Regions from separate parts of the Homo sapiens genome. Here region 2 is linked to region 1. Evidence: chromatin loops called from intact Hi-C (ENCODE). Cell type or tissue: ovary. All regions are shown on one strand.

Region 1 (8,000 bases):
AGTGGTGCAAGCTCGGCTCACTGCAAGCTCCGCCTTCCAGGTTCACGCCATTGTCCTGCCTCAGTCTCCCGAGTAGCTGGGACTACAGGCGCCCGACACCACGCCCGGCTAATTTTTTTGTATTTTTAGTAGAGACAGGGTTTCGCTGTGTTAGCCACGATGGTCTCGATCTCCTGACCTCGTGATCTACCCGCCTCGGCCTCCCAAAGTGCTGGGATTACAGGCGTGAGCCACCGCGCCCGGCCAATTTTTGTATTTTTAATAGAGATGGGGTTTCACCATGTTGGCCAAGCTGGTCTCGAATTCACAACCTCAGGTGATTCTCCCGCCTCGGCCTCCCAAAGTGCTGGGATTACAGGCATGAGCCACTACGCCTGGCCAATTTTTTGTATTTTTAGTAGAGACAGGGTTTCCCTATGATGGCCAGACTGGTCTTGAACTCCTGACCTCAGGTGATCCACCCACCTTGGCCTCCCAATGTGTTGTGATTACAGGCATGAGCCACCATGCCTGGCTTTTTGTTTTGTTTTGTTTTTTTGGACAGATCTTGTTTGGTGGCCCAGGCTGGAGTACAGTGGGGCGATCACGGCCCACTGCAGTCTTGAACTCCTGTGCTCAAGCAATCTTCCCACCTCAGCCTCGCAAAGAACTATTTTATTTTATTATTATTATTATTTTTTGAGACAGAGTTTCGCTTTTGTTGCCCAGGCTGGAGTGCCATGGCGCAATCTCAGCTCACCGCAACCTCTGCCTCCCAGGTTCAAGCAATTCTCCTGCCTCAGCCTCCCGAGTAGCTGGGATTACAAGCATGCACCACCATGCCTAGCTAATTTCGTATTTTTAGTAGAGATGGGGTTTCTCCATGCTGAGTCTGGTCTCGAACTCCTAACCTCAGGTGATCTGCCCACCTCGGCCTCCCAAAGTGCTTGGATTACAGGCGTGAGCCACTGCGCCCGGCCTATTTTATTTTATTTTATTTTATTTTTTTGAGACATAGTCTTGCTCTGTGGCCCAGGCTGGAGTGCAATGGCGCAATTTCAGCTCACTACAAACTCTGCCTCCCGGGTTCAAACAATTCTCCTGCCTCGGCCTCCTGAGTAGCTGGGATTACGGGCGCCTGCCACAACGCCCAACTAATTTTGTGTGTGTGTTTTTAGTAGAGATGAGATTTCATCATGTTGGCCAGGCTGGTCTCGAACTCCTGACCTCAAGTGATCCACCCACCTCTGCCTCCCGTAGTGGTGCTGGGTTTACACTGCACTCCAGCCTGGGAGACAGAGCGAGACTCCGTCTCAAAAAACAAACAAACAAACAAAAGCTCTATGAGAGGAGAACCTTTGCTGTATGTTTCTGTGAGAAAAGTGTTCAGTAAATAATAGTTTTTTATTTTATATATATATATATTCGTTTGTTTTTTCTTTTGAGACAGAGTCTTGCTCTGTGGTGCCCAGGTTTGAGTGCTGTGGCGCGATCTTGGCTCACGGCAGCCTCTGCCTCCTGGGTTCAAGCGATTCTCCTGCCTCAGCCTCCCGAGTAGCTGGGACTACAGGTCATCATGCCTTGCTAACTTTTGTATTTTTAGGAGAGACGGGGTTTCACAATGTTGGCTAGGCTGGTCTCAAACTCCTGGCCTCAGGTGATCCACCCGCCTTGGCCTCACAAAGCATTGGGATTACAGGTGTGAGCCACCGTGCCAGGCCTATATTTATTTATTTTTTTTAGAGACAGGGTCTCACTATGTTGCCCAGCCTGGCCTCAAACTCCTGGGATCAAGCAATCCTCCTGCCTCACCCTCCCAAAGTGCTGGGATTACAGGCATGAGCCACTGTACCCAGCAAAATATTTGTTAAATAAAAAAAATCATAAAGCTGAAACTAGATCTATATACAATTTGGCAGAAGGATTCTATGACCACTCATCAGCTGTGTGGCTTTGAGCAAGTTATTCAATCTTCCTATTTTTCCATTCAGTTTTCTTACCTTTCCACTCAGTTTCTTTTCTTTCTTTTTTTTTTTTTTTTTGAGACGGAGTCTCGCTCTCGTCGCCCAGGCTGAAGTGCAATGGCTCGATCTCAGCTCACTGCAACCTCCCCCTCCCAGGTTCAAGGGATTCTCCTGCCTCAGCCTCCCGAGAAGCTGGGATTACAGACGCATACCACCACGCCCGGCTATTTTTTGTATTTTTAGTAGAGACAGGGTTTCCCCTGGCTGGGCATGGTGGCTCACGCCTGTAATCCCAGCACTTTGGGAGGCCGAGGCGGGCGGATCATGAGGTCAGGAGATCGAGACCATCCTGGCCAACATGGTGAAACCTCTTCTCTACTAAAAATACAAAAATTAGCTGAGCGTGGTGGCATGCAACTGTATTCCCAGCTACTCGGGAGGCTGAGGCAAGAGAATCGCTTGAACCCAGGAGGTGAAGGTTGCAGTGAGCCGAGATCACATCACTGTGCTGCAGCCTGGCAACAAAGCAAGACTCCGTCTCAAAAAAAAAAAAAGAGCGAGACGGGGTTTCACCATGTTGGCCAGGCTGGTCTCAAACTCCTGACCTTGTGGTCCGCCTGCCTCGGGCTCCCAAAGTCCTGGGATTACAAATGTGAGCTGCCACGCCTGACCCATTTACTACAAGTTTATGCATACATCCTCTGAGGGCAGGAGTTCTTACCTTGAAGGCTGTGGGCAGTCTTTATGGGTCTCTGGAAAGAAAGAGAGAGAAGGAAGGAAGGAGGGAGGGAAGGAAGGAAGGAGGGAAGGAGGGAGGGAGGAAAAGAAAGAAAGAAGAAGGGAAGGAAGGAAGAAAAAAAAAGGGCTGGGCAGAGAATGAATGGGCTTGCAAAATACTCTTTCAGCCAGCCATTTCCAGAATTCAGGTGTGGACCATACAAAAGGGAGCCTGGCACAGTGTTGTTATTTTTCATTGTCTTGGTAATGCTAGGACATAAGAGCAGAGAAAAACCTTTGGAAAGTTGGGGATCCGAGGTTAAGGTAAGGAATATCATTCCAGGCCCCATCAGCCTTGGATAGATGAGCTTGATTCTCAGAGGCAGGTGATGCTCCATCTTCCAGCAGATGGCGCTAACTGTCCTTATTATATCTGAGGGTTGCCAGGTTAGAGACTGTTCTCGGAGACCTGAGATAGGGACTGGTCGCAGGAAATGGTGCCAAGGAAACGGAAGGTCATCATTCACTAATTAAACACCAACTAAACACCTATGTGCCAAGGCCTATTCTAGACACTGAGAATTTGGCCATGAACAAGACAAAGTCCTACTTTTACAAGGGGTGCATTTTAGAGATGTGTTGTCAAATATGATAGTCACCAGTTTACACATGGCTACTGAGCACTTGAAATGTGGCTAGTCCGCGGGACGCGGTGGCTCATGCCTGTAATCCCAGCACTTTGGGAGGCCGAGGTGGGCAGAATACGAACGAGGTCAGGAGTTCGAGACCAGCCTGACCAACATGGTAAAACCCCGTCTCTACTAAAAATACAAAAATTAGCCGGGCGTGGTGGCGGGTGCCTGTAATCCCAGCTACTCAGGAGGCCGAGGCAGGAGAATCGCTTGAACCTGGGAGGCGGAGGTTGCAGTGAGCCGAGATCGCGCCACTGCACTCCAGCCTGGGCGACAGAGCGAGACTCCATCTCAAAAAAAAAAAAGGGCCAGGCGCTGTGGCTCACGCCTGTAATCCCAGCACTTTGGGAGGCCAAGGCGGGCGGATTGCCTGAGCTCAGGAGTTCGCGACCAGCCTGGGCAACACGGTGAAACCCCGTCTCTACTTAAATACAAAAAATTAGCCGGGCGTGGGTGCCCCTATAGTCCCAGCTACTTGGGAGGCTAAGCCGGAAAATCGCTTGAACCAGGAAGGCGGAGGTTGCAGTGAGCCGAGATCGTGCCACTGCACTCCAGCCTGGGCGACAGAGCGAAACTCCATCTAAAAAAAATAAAAATAAAAATAAAAGAAATGTGGCTAGTTCAAATTGAGATGTGCTGTAAGTGTAAAATATACACCAATGTCAAATATTTCGTATGGAAAAAATGACCTAAACTAATATTTTAAACATTAATTTTTATGTTGAAATGATCATCTTTTATATACAAGTGAAATATCCTATTAAAATAAATTTAACCTATTTCTTTCTTTCTTTTTTTCTTTTTTTTTTTTTTTGAGACGGAGTCTTGCTCTGCTACCCAGGCTGGAGTGCAATGGCATGATTTTTGGCTCATTGCAAACTCCACCTCCTGGGTTCAAGTGATTTTCCTGCCTCAGCCTCCCAAGTAGCTGGAATTACAGGTGCCCACCACCACACCCAGCTAATTTTTGTATTTTTAGTAGAGACGGGGTTTCACCATGTTGGTCAGGCTGGTCTTGATCTCCTGACCTCAGATGATCCACCTGCCTTGGCCTCCCAAAGTGCTGGGATTACAGGCGTGAGCCACCGTGTCTGGCCTCACTATGTCGCCCAGGTTAGAGTTTAGTGGCATGATCATGGCACACTGCAGCCTCCACCTCCCAGGTTCAATCGATTCTCATGTCTCAGCCTTCCCGAGTAGCTGGGATTTACAGGCAGATGCTACCACACCCAGATAATTTTTTTTTTTTGAGATGGAGTCTCGCTCTGTCGCCCAGGCTGGATGGAGTGCAGTGGTGCAATCTCGGCTCACTGCAAGTTCCACCTCCCGGGTTCATGCCATTCTCCTGCCTCAGCCTCCCTAGTAACTGGGACTACAGGCGCCCGCCACCACGCCTGGCTAATTTTTTGTATTTTTAGTAGAGACAGGGTTTCTCTATGTTGGCCAGTCTGGTCTTGAACTCCCGGCCTCAAGTGATCCACCTGCCTTGGCCTTCCAAAGTGCTGGGATTACAGGCATGGGCCACCTTGCCCAGCCGAGACTTTTTATTTATTTAGTTATTTTGAGATAGGGTCTTGCTCTGTTGCCCAGGCTAGAGTGCAGTAATATAATCATGGCTCACTGCAGGCTAAAACTCTCCAGCTCAAGCAATCCTCTTGTGCCTCGGTCTCCCGAGTAGCTGGGACTACAGGCGTGTACCACCATGCCCACCAATTTTTTTTTTTTTTTTTTTTTTTTTGGTAGAGATGAGGTTTCCCTCTGTTGCCAAGGCTGGTCTTAAACTTCTGGGTGCAAGTGATCCTCCTGATTGGGCCTCCCAAAGTGCTTGGATTACAGTTGTGAGTCACCTCGCCCAGCCTAAGGGAGACTTTAACTATGAGTTATATCTATCTATGTTTATGATATTAGAAATTAAAACTGAGAAAACTTTAAACTATTTCTTTTTGTTTGTTTTCTTTTTATTGAGACAGGGTCTCACTCTGTCACCCAGGCTGGACTGCAATGCTGAGATCATATGTCACTACAGCCTTGACCTTCTGGGCTCAAGTGATCCTCCTGCCTCAACCCCCTGAGTAGCTGGGACTACAGGTGTGTGCAACCACACCCAGCTAATTTTTCTTTTTTTTTGCAATGTTTGTGGAGATGGGGTTTTGCCATGTTGCCCAGGCTGTTCTCTAACTCCTGACCTCTGGTGACCCGCCTGCCCTGGCCTCCCAAAGTTTTGGGATTACAGGTGTGAGCCACAGCACCCGGCTACTATTTGCCTATAAACAATAGGCCGGGTGGGTCACCTGAGTATTAAATCATATTTATAGCAGGCCATTGGTTTGGGTAGAACTCCTGTACTAGGCCCAAAAGACCAAACCAAAATTGAGTTACTTGTGCTGAAGTGCCATTCCACGAAGCTGCAACTAAATTATTTATCTAATCTTCCAAGAAATTAGGAGAGAGAGGCCGAGTGCAGTGGCTCATGCCTGTAATCCCAGGACTTTGTGAGGGCGAGGCAGGCGGATCACTAGAGGTCAGAAGTTCAAGACCAGCCTGACCAACATGAAGAAACTCCATCTCTACTAAAAATACAAAATCAGCCCGGCGTGGTGGCGCATACCTGTAATCCCAGCTACTTGGGAGGCTGAGGCAGGAGAATTGCTTGAACCCAGGAGGCAGAGGTTGCAGTGAGTGAAGATCATGCCATTGCACTCCAGCCTGGGCAACAAGAGCAAAACTCCATCTCAAAAAAAAAAAAGAAAGAAAGAAAAAGAAAAGAAATCAGGAGAGAGAGAGATAATAGCCAAATCTCCAAACAAGTCAATTTTAGACAACATGATAGAGAAATTCCCTCTGCTTTAACCTCTACAAAGAACATACTTTTGAAAGAACCAATCCCCTTTTGTTCACTGTTTCTGCTTTCCTCAACCCTTTTCTGCCTACGCAGCCAAACTGCTCTGCTCAGTTCATCAGAACACTCACTGTATTTTATTTTATTTTATTTTTTTGAAACAGAGCCTCACTCTGTTGCCCAAGCTGGAGTGCAGTGGCGCAATCTCAGCTTATTGCAACCTCCACCTTCCGGGTTTAAGAGATTCTTGTGCCTCAGCCTCTGGAGTAGCTAGGATTACAGGCATGTGCCACCACACCTGGCTAATTTTTGCATTTTTTAGTAGAGACGGGGTTTCACCATGTTGGCCAGGCTGGTCTTGAACCCCTGGCCTCAAGAGATCCACCTGCCTCAGCCTCCCAAAGTGTTGGGATTACAGGCGTGAGCCACCACGCCCAGCCTCATTCTATTTTATAGAATGAAGTGTTGCCTGATTGTGGAATCATAGATAAAAGCCAGTTAAGATCCTTAAACTAGCTGGGCACTGTGGCGTGCACCTGTAGTCTCAGCTACTCAGAAAGCTGAGATGGGAGAGTCACCTGAGCCCAGGAGTTCAAGGCTTCAGTGAGCCACTCCACTGCATTCCAGCCTGAGCGACAGAGATTCTATCTCAGAAAAAAAAAAAAAAAAGAAAGAAAAGAAAAAAGGAAAAAAAAGGAGATCCTTGCTGGGCACAGTGGCTCACGCCTGTAATCCCAACACTTTGGGAGTCCAAGACAGGTGGGTCACCTGAAGTCAGGAGTTCAAGACCAGCCTGGCCAACATGGTGAAACCCTGATTCTACTAAAAATACAAAAATTAGCCAGGTGTGGTGGCGGGTGCCTGTAATCCCAGCTACTCAGGAGGCTGTGGCAGGAGAATCATTTGAACCTGGGAGGTAGAGGTTGCAGTGACCTGAGACTGCGCCATTCCACTCCAATCTGGGCAACAAGAGCAAAATTCCATCTCAAAAAAAAAAAAAAAGCGATCCTTAAACTAAATTTGTTGTGATTTTGTTTTTGACAAGATTGGAAGATGGATTAAAAGAGACAAGATCCAGCTATATGCTGCCCCCAAGAGTCTTACTTTAAATATAAGGACACTTTGGGAAGTTGAGGTGGGCAGATTGCTTGAGCTCAGGGTTTCGAGACCAGCCTTGGCAACACCATGAAACCCAGTCTCTACAAAAAATACAAAAACTAGCTGGGTAGGGTGGCCTATGCTTGTAGTCCCAGCTATTCAGGAGGCTGAAGTGGGAGGATGGCTGAGATAGGCCACTGCACTCCAGCCTGGGCAACAGAGCCAGACCTTGTCTCAAAGAAAGAATGAATGAATGAATGAATGGCCGGGCGTGGTGGCTCACACCTGTAACCCCAGCTCTTAGGTAGGCAGAGGCAGGAGAATAGCTTGAGCCCAGGAGTTCCAGACCTGCCTGGGCAATATAGCGAGACCCCATTCTCCACCAAAAAAAAAAAAAAGACAATAAATAAATAAATGAACACAAAGAAATTATAAGAAATGGCCAGGCCCAGTGGCTCACGCCTGGCACTTTCAAAATCCTAGCACTTTGAGAGGCTGAGGCGGGCAGATCACATGAGGTCAGGAGTTCGAGACCAGCCTGGACAACATGGGGAAACCCCGTCTCTACTAAAAATACTAAAAATTAGCCAGGCGTGGTGGTGGGCGCCTGTGATCCCAGCTACTTGGGAGGCTGAGGCAGGAGAAGTGCTTGATCCCAGGAGGTGGAGGTTATAGTGAGCCGAGATCATGCCACTGCACTCCAGCCTGGGG
Region 2 (8,000 bases), 460 kb after region 1:
CCACAACAGGACTGACAGCATAATCTATTTCCCTACAAACAGCATGCATATGACATCATTCTGACAGGTCTAGGCATAATCCCCAACCAGGACCCTCTGCCTTGGAGGTAATGACTTGTGCTCAGATGTTCTACTTTGGCCCCAGCTCCTAACCCATTCCATCCCCCGGCAGGCAGGAATGGCCCTGGGTTTGCAAATATGTTTGTCACGGAGGCCAGGTACCCAGGGCTGGGCTACACAAACACCCTGGACAATGTCCATGGGACTAGGGGTCCCCACCCAGTTGACACTGGTGGTCTTTGAAGGACTCTGGGGTCTTCACAGCTCGCACTGTGGCTTTACTGCATAGGCCTTAGAGGCAGGCTATGTGGGTTCTAATCCTAGCTTCACCACTGAAGTAACCGTGTCAGCCTGGCCAAGCCACAGCAGCTCTCTGTCCCTAACTTTCCCCCTCACTGGCCTGAGTAGGATCTACACCCACTTCACAGAGGGGTTGCAGGAATTAAATGAAATAATCATATGAAGGCAAGCACATAACTAGAGCTCAGAAACGATGAGCTATGTTGTGGCTCCAACTGGAGTCACCCTAGAAAGCTTTGCCCATGATGGCTGAACAAAGACTTCACCTTAAGAAGAATCTCAGAGTGCTGGCAGCAAAAGCTGAGCCTCTGACTGGTACTCCAGTGGAGGAGGCTGGGGGGGTACCAGTTTATCTACATTTGGACGGCCTGCTTCTCATCAGACCACAAGGCCCACTTCGGCAGTGGGATTTTCCCCAGAGGTCCTGAGGTCGGCAGAAAGCTGGTTATCAGTCTCCCACCTTCCTCCCAGTTCTAGAAGGTGACAGAATTAATGGTGGCACGGAAGACAGGTGCAATGAAACGTTTAGACACCAGCCTCAGGCTCACCCTGCCAGCCCTGTGATGGAAGAATGGACTGCAGGGAGTTGGGATAAGAGGGAGTGTTACCCTATTTCGAGGACGGGGAAGGTCCTTCACTTTGGTAATCCTCTGGAAGGGCTGCTCTGAAGCAGCCATTTTCAAAATAGAGGTCACGTGGTCACAACGAGCCTCAAGGTGGCCACCAAACCGCAGCCCCTGGCCCTTCCCAGGAGTATCTGGCGGACTTACCGAAGAGCAGCGGCTTGAGGCTGAGGGTTCGGATGAAGTGATCCCTGTCGGTGACCAGCTGGACCTTACGCTCGTGCCCCACCTAAGGAAAAGGCGCACAGCGGGCAGCTGGGGCGCCAGACCGCGCTGCCCAAGAAGGGCCAAGTCGCCCCGGCCCGGAGAGCGACAGCAGGCGAGTGAGTGGGAGCGCGCGGGACCGACGCAGAGCAGCGCCGGGGGCAGCGTGGGGACCCGGGCTGAGCGCCGGTCCTCTCGGGCTCAGCCGTGCAGGGCCTGGAGCGCGGCGGGGCAGGGAGGTCCTCACCTTGATGCCCTCCAGCCGGGTGAGGGGACCTAAGGTGGGCTCGGGCCCGGGGCCCTGGGCACGGTGTTGGGGCCCGGGATCGCTGCTTTCGTCGCCGTTGCTGTAGTGCACGAAGAGCAGCAGCGCCAGCACGTTACCCAGGTACAGGTGCACGAACACCATCAGCACCAGGAAGTAGGCGCGCGAGCAGATGCCGCGGGGCTTGCACAGCGGACGCACCGGTGCGTCCTCGCCGTCGCCCAGCCCGGCCGCCGCCTGAGCCTGGCAGTGGTCTGGCGGCGCCCACTGCGGCCTCGAGGCCTCCTCGGCCGCCGCGGTCTCAGGCCGCTGGCCTGTCACCGCCGCTGCCGCCATGGCACCCAGGTCGCGCGCGCGCCCAGGGGAGGGGCCGCGGGGGTGCCCGCGCTGCGCAGTCGCCCGGACAACGGCCGCCAGGCCCGCGAGCGCCGCGGTCACTAGGAGACGGTGCCTGGGGGTGCTGAGCCCGCCCGGAGCCGCCTGCGTCCGCGCCGGGCTCGGCCTTCCTGCGCCTTGAGCCCCAGCCCACGCTGGGGCTTCTCTTCCCAAGCTGGGTTGCCGTCGGGCAGAGCTGTACACTCTCCAAGTCAGAAGCCAAGGTCCCAAGCGTAGACGCGGACAAGAGCGGCACCATTAAGGCATACACTAGTGGGAGCTTCTCGGTGCCTGCGTGAAGACGCCCTCTTGCCTCCGGGAAAAGTATCGTCTGCATCTTCTTGCTCCAGGAGCGGGGGTGGGGAGCGCAGCGCGGAGGAGGCAGCGCTGAGATGACTCAACAGTGCGGCATTTGGGGGCGCCGCGGAGGCTGGGACTGCGTAAGCGGCGATAGGGTAGGACCCACAGCCTCCTCGCAGGCATTCTTGGAGCTCGGTTCCGCGGTCGGTCCGGATCTCCCGGGAAGTCTCGCCGGAGTCAGGCAGGCCTTAGGAAGAAGCTGCCTGATGTGCAAGGTTTCATAGGCCGTCAGAGGGGGCATCCTGGAGGAGCCCTGGCATCAGGAAAGTGAGCCCCCCATGGCAGCCCGCAGGAATGAACCAGTGCTCAGGTATATGGAACACTCCTTGCATCAAAGCTGGCACGTGTGAAGAGGCGGGAAGGGACTCTTCCATAACTGAGACACCATTACCTCAGAGAAAAATTAAACAGATTATCACCAAAAACGGGGGTGGGGGGAGGACATACCTACCAGTGGTCAAGTGCCAAGGCATCCCTGCTCTTCTAGAGCTGGTTATCCTCAGGAAGAGATTACTACACGCCCTCAGGGCAGAAGCTGACCCCCCTCCCCGAGGTGGACTTGCAGGCAAGAGCAACACTTTTAAGGCAGGTCACACTGGTGGTTTCTCCCTACCCTGGTTAAGACCCCCACTACCTCTACTCCCATCTCCTCTCCCTTCCCCATAGCAAAGCATAGTCTGCATTTTCTAGTCCCCTCAAGTCAAGGCAGGCCAGGGGCTCCAAGGGCAGGCCCACCTCTTTCTTCTAAGATTTTTTGTGTGTGTGTGACGGAGTCTCACTCTGTCGCCCAGGCTGGAGTGCAGTGGCGCGATCTTGGCTCACTGCAACCTCTGCCTTCCGGGTTCAAGCAATTCTCCTGCCTCAGCCTACCAAGTAGCTGGCATGCGCCACCATGGCGGGCCAATTTTTTTTTTTGTATTTTTATTTATTATTATTTAGTTTTAATTTTTTAATTATAATTTTTTTTTTTTTTTTGATACAGAGTCTCGCTCTGTCGCCAGGCTGGAGTACAGTGGTGTGATCTCAGCTCACCGAAAGCTCCGCCTCCCGGGTTCAAGCAATTCTCCTGTCTCAGCCTCCCAAGTAGCTGGGACTACAGGTGCCCGCCACAATGCCCGGCTAATTTTTATATTTTTAGTAGAGACAGGGTTTCACCATGTTGGCCAGGCTGGTCTCAAACTCGTGACCTCAGGTGTTCCACCCACCTTGGCCTCCCAAAGTGCTGGAATTACAGACATAAGGCACCACACCCAGACCAAATCTCCTAAATTCTTAAATATAATAAACCAACCAACAGAACCATAATTTTACCAAGGATCTCATGGCTTTCTCATACCTTTTCTGGAATGAAGTTGAGACTATTTCCCTCTAGCCTTTTTTTTTTTTCCCCGAGACAGAGTCTTGCTCTGTCACCCAGGCTGGAGTGCAGTGGCTTCATCTCGGCTCACTGCAACCTCTGCCTCCCGGGTTCAAGCAATTCTCCTGCCTCAGCCTCCCAAGTAGCTGGGATTACAGGCACGTGCCACCACGCCCAGCTAATTTTTATATTTTTAATAAAGATGGGGTTTCACCATGTTGGCCAAGCTGGTCTCAAACTCCTGACCTCGTGATCCGCCCGCCTTGGCCTCCCAAAGTGCTGGGATTACAGGCATGAGCCACCGCGACCGGCCCCTCTAGCCTTTTAAAAACTAGAATTTGATCACCATAAAATCTGTACTTTGCTTAACCTATTTTCCTGAACTCCATTCTTACACCTATTACCTGAACTAGGCCTACCACTAAGCACAGGTACTGATAGCTCATTGCCAGACAACAGAAAGCAAGCAGGTTGCAGGGCTGCTCCACCTGCTGTCAGCTGTGGGAATTTCACAACCACATCAGAAACCAGAATTTCTCAGTCTTTTAAAAGCCTGGCCCTTTGATGCCATGACAATACATACTACCAAATCCAGGCCTTCTATTGATCTGTATTCTTTTTTTTTTTTGAGGTGGAGTCTCGCTCTGTCGCCCAGGCTGGAGTGCAGTGGTGCCATCTCGGCTGACTGCAAGCTCTGCCTCCCGGGTTCACGCCATTCTCCTGCCTCAGCCTCCTGAGTAGCTGGGACTACAGGTGCCTGCCACCACGCCCGGCTAATTTTTTTGTATTTGTTTTTTAGTAGAGATGGGGTTTCACTGTGTTAGCCAGGATGTTCTCGATCTCCTTGCCTTGGCCTCCCAAAGTGCTGGGATTACAGGAGTGAGCCACTGTGCCTGGCCTTTTTTTTTTTTTTTTTTTTTTTTAGACAGTCTCGCTCTGTCGTGCCCAGGCTGGAGTGCAGTGGCGCGATCTCAGCTTACTGCAACCTCTGCCTTCTGGGTTGAAGCTATTCCCCTGCCTCAGCCTCCAGAGTAGCTGGGATTACAGGCACCTACCACCAGGCCTGGCTAATTTTTTGTATATTTTAGTAGAGGTGGGGTTTCACCATGTTGGTCAGGCTGGTCTCAAACTCCTGACTGCAGGTGATCCGCCCCCTCGGCCTCCCAAAGTGCTGGGATTACAGGCATGAGCCACCACGCCTGGCCTGTTTAAGACAGGGTCTTGCTCTGTCACCCAGGCTGGAGTGCAGTGGTGTGATCACAGCTTTCTGCAGCACCTACCCCCAGGCCCAAGCAATCCTCCTAGCTCAGCCTCCCAAGTAGCTGGGATTACAGGTGTGCAGCACCACGCCCAGCTAATTTTTATTTTTTATTTTTGTAGGAAGAGATCTCCCTGTTGTCCAGGCTGGTCATGAACTCCCAGGGCTCAAGCAGTTCTCCAGTCTCAGCCTCCTGAAGTGCTGGGATTATAGGCATGAGCCACCACGCCAGGCCCCTAACTCATTTTAAATGGCTGTGTAATGTGGATGATGACAGCACCTACCTCAAGGGGCTGCTGTGAGGACTAAATGGGTATGTTCTCAGTTAACATTAGTGTGATTGTCTTTGTGAGGTCCCACTTCTATCACTTTCTATCCCGCCCCAAGCAGAGCCTGTTATACAGGAGATGCTCAGATGCTTATTGTGTAAACCCCTGTGGGCTACATGGAAAATCCCTCCTGACTTCGCTAGAAGGTGCTATCTTCTCTCTTTTTAGGATTGCCAAAGGTATGGTGCCAAGGCCATAGTACCCTGGCCCCACTGATCTGCAGGAGTGGCCCTGAGCATGGGTGGTCCTTTGCTCCTGGCCTTGCTGCTCCAGTAAAAACATTCACTAGTGGGCTGGGTGTAGTGGCTCATGCCTGTAATCCCAGCACTTTGGGAGGCCAAGGCAGGAAGATAGCTTGAACTCAGGAGTTTGAGACCAGTCTGGGCAACATGGCAAGACCCTGTCTCTACAAAAAAAAATACAAAAATTAGGGGAGCATGGTGGCACACACTGGTCCCAGCTACTCGGGGAGCTGAAGCAGAATAATTGAGCCCAGGAGTGGAGGCCGCAGTGAGCAGAGATCATGCCACTGTACTCCAGTCTGGGCGATAGAGCGAGACTGTCTCAAAACAAAAAACAAACATTCACTAGTGATCAATTCCTTCTATGTTCCCCATGGATTGGAAGCTCCTGGAAGCTAGAGCACGTGAATCACTTGCATACCACTGTATGCCCAGGTGCCAAGCGTGGGGCTTGGCACACCTGAGGTCCAGAGGAAGAGCTGCGGAGTTCAGACTGGCAATGTATGAGGCCTCTTCTAGCCACAGGTGCCCTGTGCATGTTGCCCACAGCTATGGAGCCTCCACTCTACCCCTGAGCTACTTATCACTGACACTACTGCCACTTCTGACACCACAAATGTGGACCCCCTTAATCAATCCAAACCTCATTTCCTGTCCTTCACCCTTGAGATTAGACTCCACACTTGTTTCTGCCCCAAGTTGTCTCTTCATAACCCTTAGGGCTCCCGTGAAGCTGGAGTTCACCCTGCCATATTCCACAGCCCTACATTCCCATGTCTGCTTTGGAGGGGTCCGGAGGTCTCAGAATGGGGGGGTTGGGACATTTATATCAGTACTCTACCACAACCCTGGGATCTATCTGTGGTGGGGAATGATTCAGCCTGTACTGAGGGAGAGGAGAGCGGAAAACTGGCAGGATTTTCTACTTCATTCCACAGGGATCACTTACAGGTGCCCTCTCCCCCAACAGCCAGAAAGGGAAAACAGAGCCGAGTTTGGCCACTGGGGCCTCCACAGCCCTCTGGAAGAAGGGGCTGACTGATAGGAAGGCACTCCTCTGGTGTTCACTGGCCAGACCCCTGTGGGCTCAGAAGACTACCTAGACCCCATGAAGAAAGACTCTAGACACATTTTTATAATCAGAAACTTACAGTTTATTGTGAATAAACCACTCAACTTTGAGCAGATGACATTGCCTCAATTAACTTTTTCGTTGAAGAAAAACAAAGATATATGGTAAATTCATGAAAATACTGTGTCCTTTCTCTTCCACCCTTTGTAGGGCAGAAAAATTCTGCCTGACCTTTCCCATCTTCCTGATGATGTTAACAAACGACAGCCACTGAGGGCACAGGAGGGGGCTCTACACAGGCCAAGAGCTACAGGCTACAGTCTGAGCACAGAAAACCCTCCAGCTCCAGCATCCAGGGCCACAGCTGGACACAAGTACAGAACCTGGCAGCCCTGCAGCCCAGACAATGCCCAGGGTGTGATTTAGGGTGCAGAGCTGCAACTCAGATCCTGTGCCATGGCAGTATCACAGGAAGGACTTGACGGAGAGGTGAAGGCTCCAGACGCCAGGATATTTATTCCCTGTGCCAATACAGCATTCACACCTGACCTCCAGGTCCTGCAGCAGGTACTCTCCTCATTCACAGTTAGCTCCCCACTGTTCCATTCTGGGTTCATTTGCTATACTCCTAATCTGTTCTCCCAATCCACCCCACAGTCTCTCCCTTGCTGGGGACAACACAGGAAGAGACAAAACCTGAGGAAGGAAAAAGGGAACCTGCAACCAGCCATGGACCTCATGATCCCATGAGTCACAGCTATCCTCTGTCTTTAAGAATGACTGTTTTATAGCTTACATGGTACCTGGGAAATTGCTGACTTGCAGCTGAAATGTATGAATACCAAAGAATTTCTATCACAATATTCACAGATCTCTGTATCAGCTCTACTTGGAGGTCAAGCAGGCTTGGGAGAGTATAGACTGCTCTGCCTGCCCTAGAGTGGAAGCATTGAACAAAGCCACAAAAACCCCAGAGATCACAGATCTAACTTTTCAATGGCCCACAGGACCAGGTTCAGGACAGGTAGGACACCAGGCAAACCACTTGTTCCCTTGCGCTTCATTGTGCAAAAGCTGGTCTGTTCCTCTGGCCAGACCCTCCTTAGTACAGGATCTCGGACCACAAACCAAGGAGTCTCGTGGCCTTGGATTCCCAGACCCTAGGATGGTATCCCTCTGACAGCTGGAACCAGGCAAGGGGGAACACACCTCAGCCTCAGAGCAGCCTCTGGACACTCTCCAGGTAACATGAAAATAACTTGTGCAAACACAGCCCCCATGCCAGAAAGTCCAGTGCCCTAGGAAGGGCTATCCTGAATTCTGACCCTGATGTTTGCCAAAGGAGAATGCAGCAAGACAGTGTCAGGTTTGGCCAAATGTGACCCTGCTCAGAGCTATACCACTTGAATACTGGCACAAAAGAAAGGACCAAGGTAAAGCAAATTTATTTGGGAGGAACAATTCCCTTCAAAAGTAGATCCCTATCTTTAGGAGACAAAAGGCAACACTGTGATGAACCCACACCCCCTAGTTTGGGGGGCCACAGGCCCAACCC

What was found. Hi-C counts contacts between places; a loop is a spot of excess contacts. Peaks named below come from ENCODE experiments on the same cell type or tissue, not always from the same donor. Only the 100,000 strongest peaks of a DNase experiment are listed, where the experiment ranks them.
Region 2: it touches region 1 in a loop (7-fold over the local background); 43 of 110 quality-filtered maps call a loop at or near these places.

The regions. Positions count from the first base shown.
Region 1 is chr3:49,444,357-49,452,356 of GRCh38, reverse strand. No RefSeq gene overlaps it. Among named protein-coding and RNA genes, the nearest start is that of NICN1, 19 kb to the right of the region's middle. RefSeq lists enhancers at 3,233-3,372, 7,860-8,000. In ovary, a CTCF peak has its summit at 3,087 (motif pointing right); a DNase peak (open chromatin) is centred at 3,066.
Region 2 is chr3:48,984,045-48,992,044 of GRCh38, reverse strand. It overlaps ARIH2 (ariadne RBR E3 ubiquitin protein ligase 2), which reads right to left. Exons shown (of 16, transcript NM_006321.4): 16 at 5,663-8,000. P4HTM (prolyl 4-hydroxylase, transmembrane) reads right to left here and starts at 1,804. Exons shown (of 9, transcript NM_177939.3): 1 at 1,435-1,804; 2 at 1,131-1,212. The coding sequence starts at 1,788. LOC124909376 (a long non-coding RNA gene) reads left to right here and starts at 2,173. Exons shown (of 2, transcript XR_007095903.1): 1 at 2,173-2,497; 2 at 6,312-6,560. RefSeq lists enhancers at 832-1,393, 2,051-2,210, 1,958-2,520, 2,521-3,084 and a silencer at 1,561-1,940. In ovary, CTCF peaks have their summits at 1,896, 2,095 and 4,047 (motif pointing left); DNase peaks (open chromatin) are centred at 1,102, 1,531, 2,194 and 4,022; H3K4me3 peaks cover 2,230 bases; H3K27ac peaks cover 3,582 bases.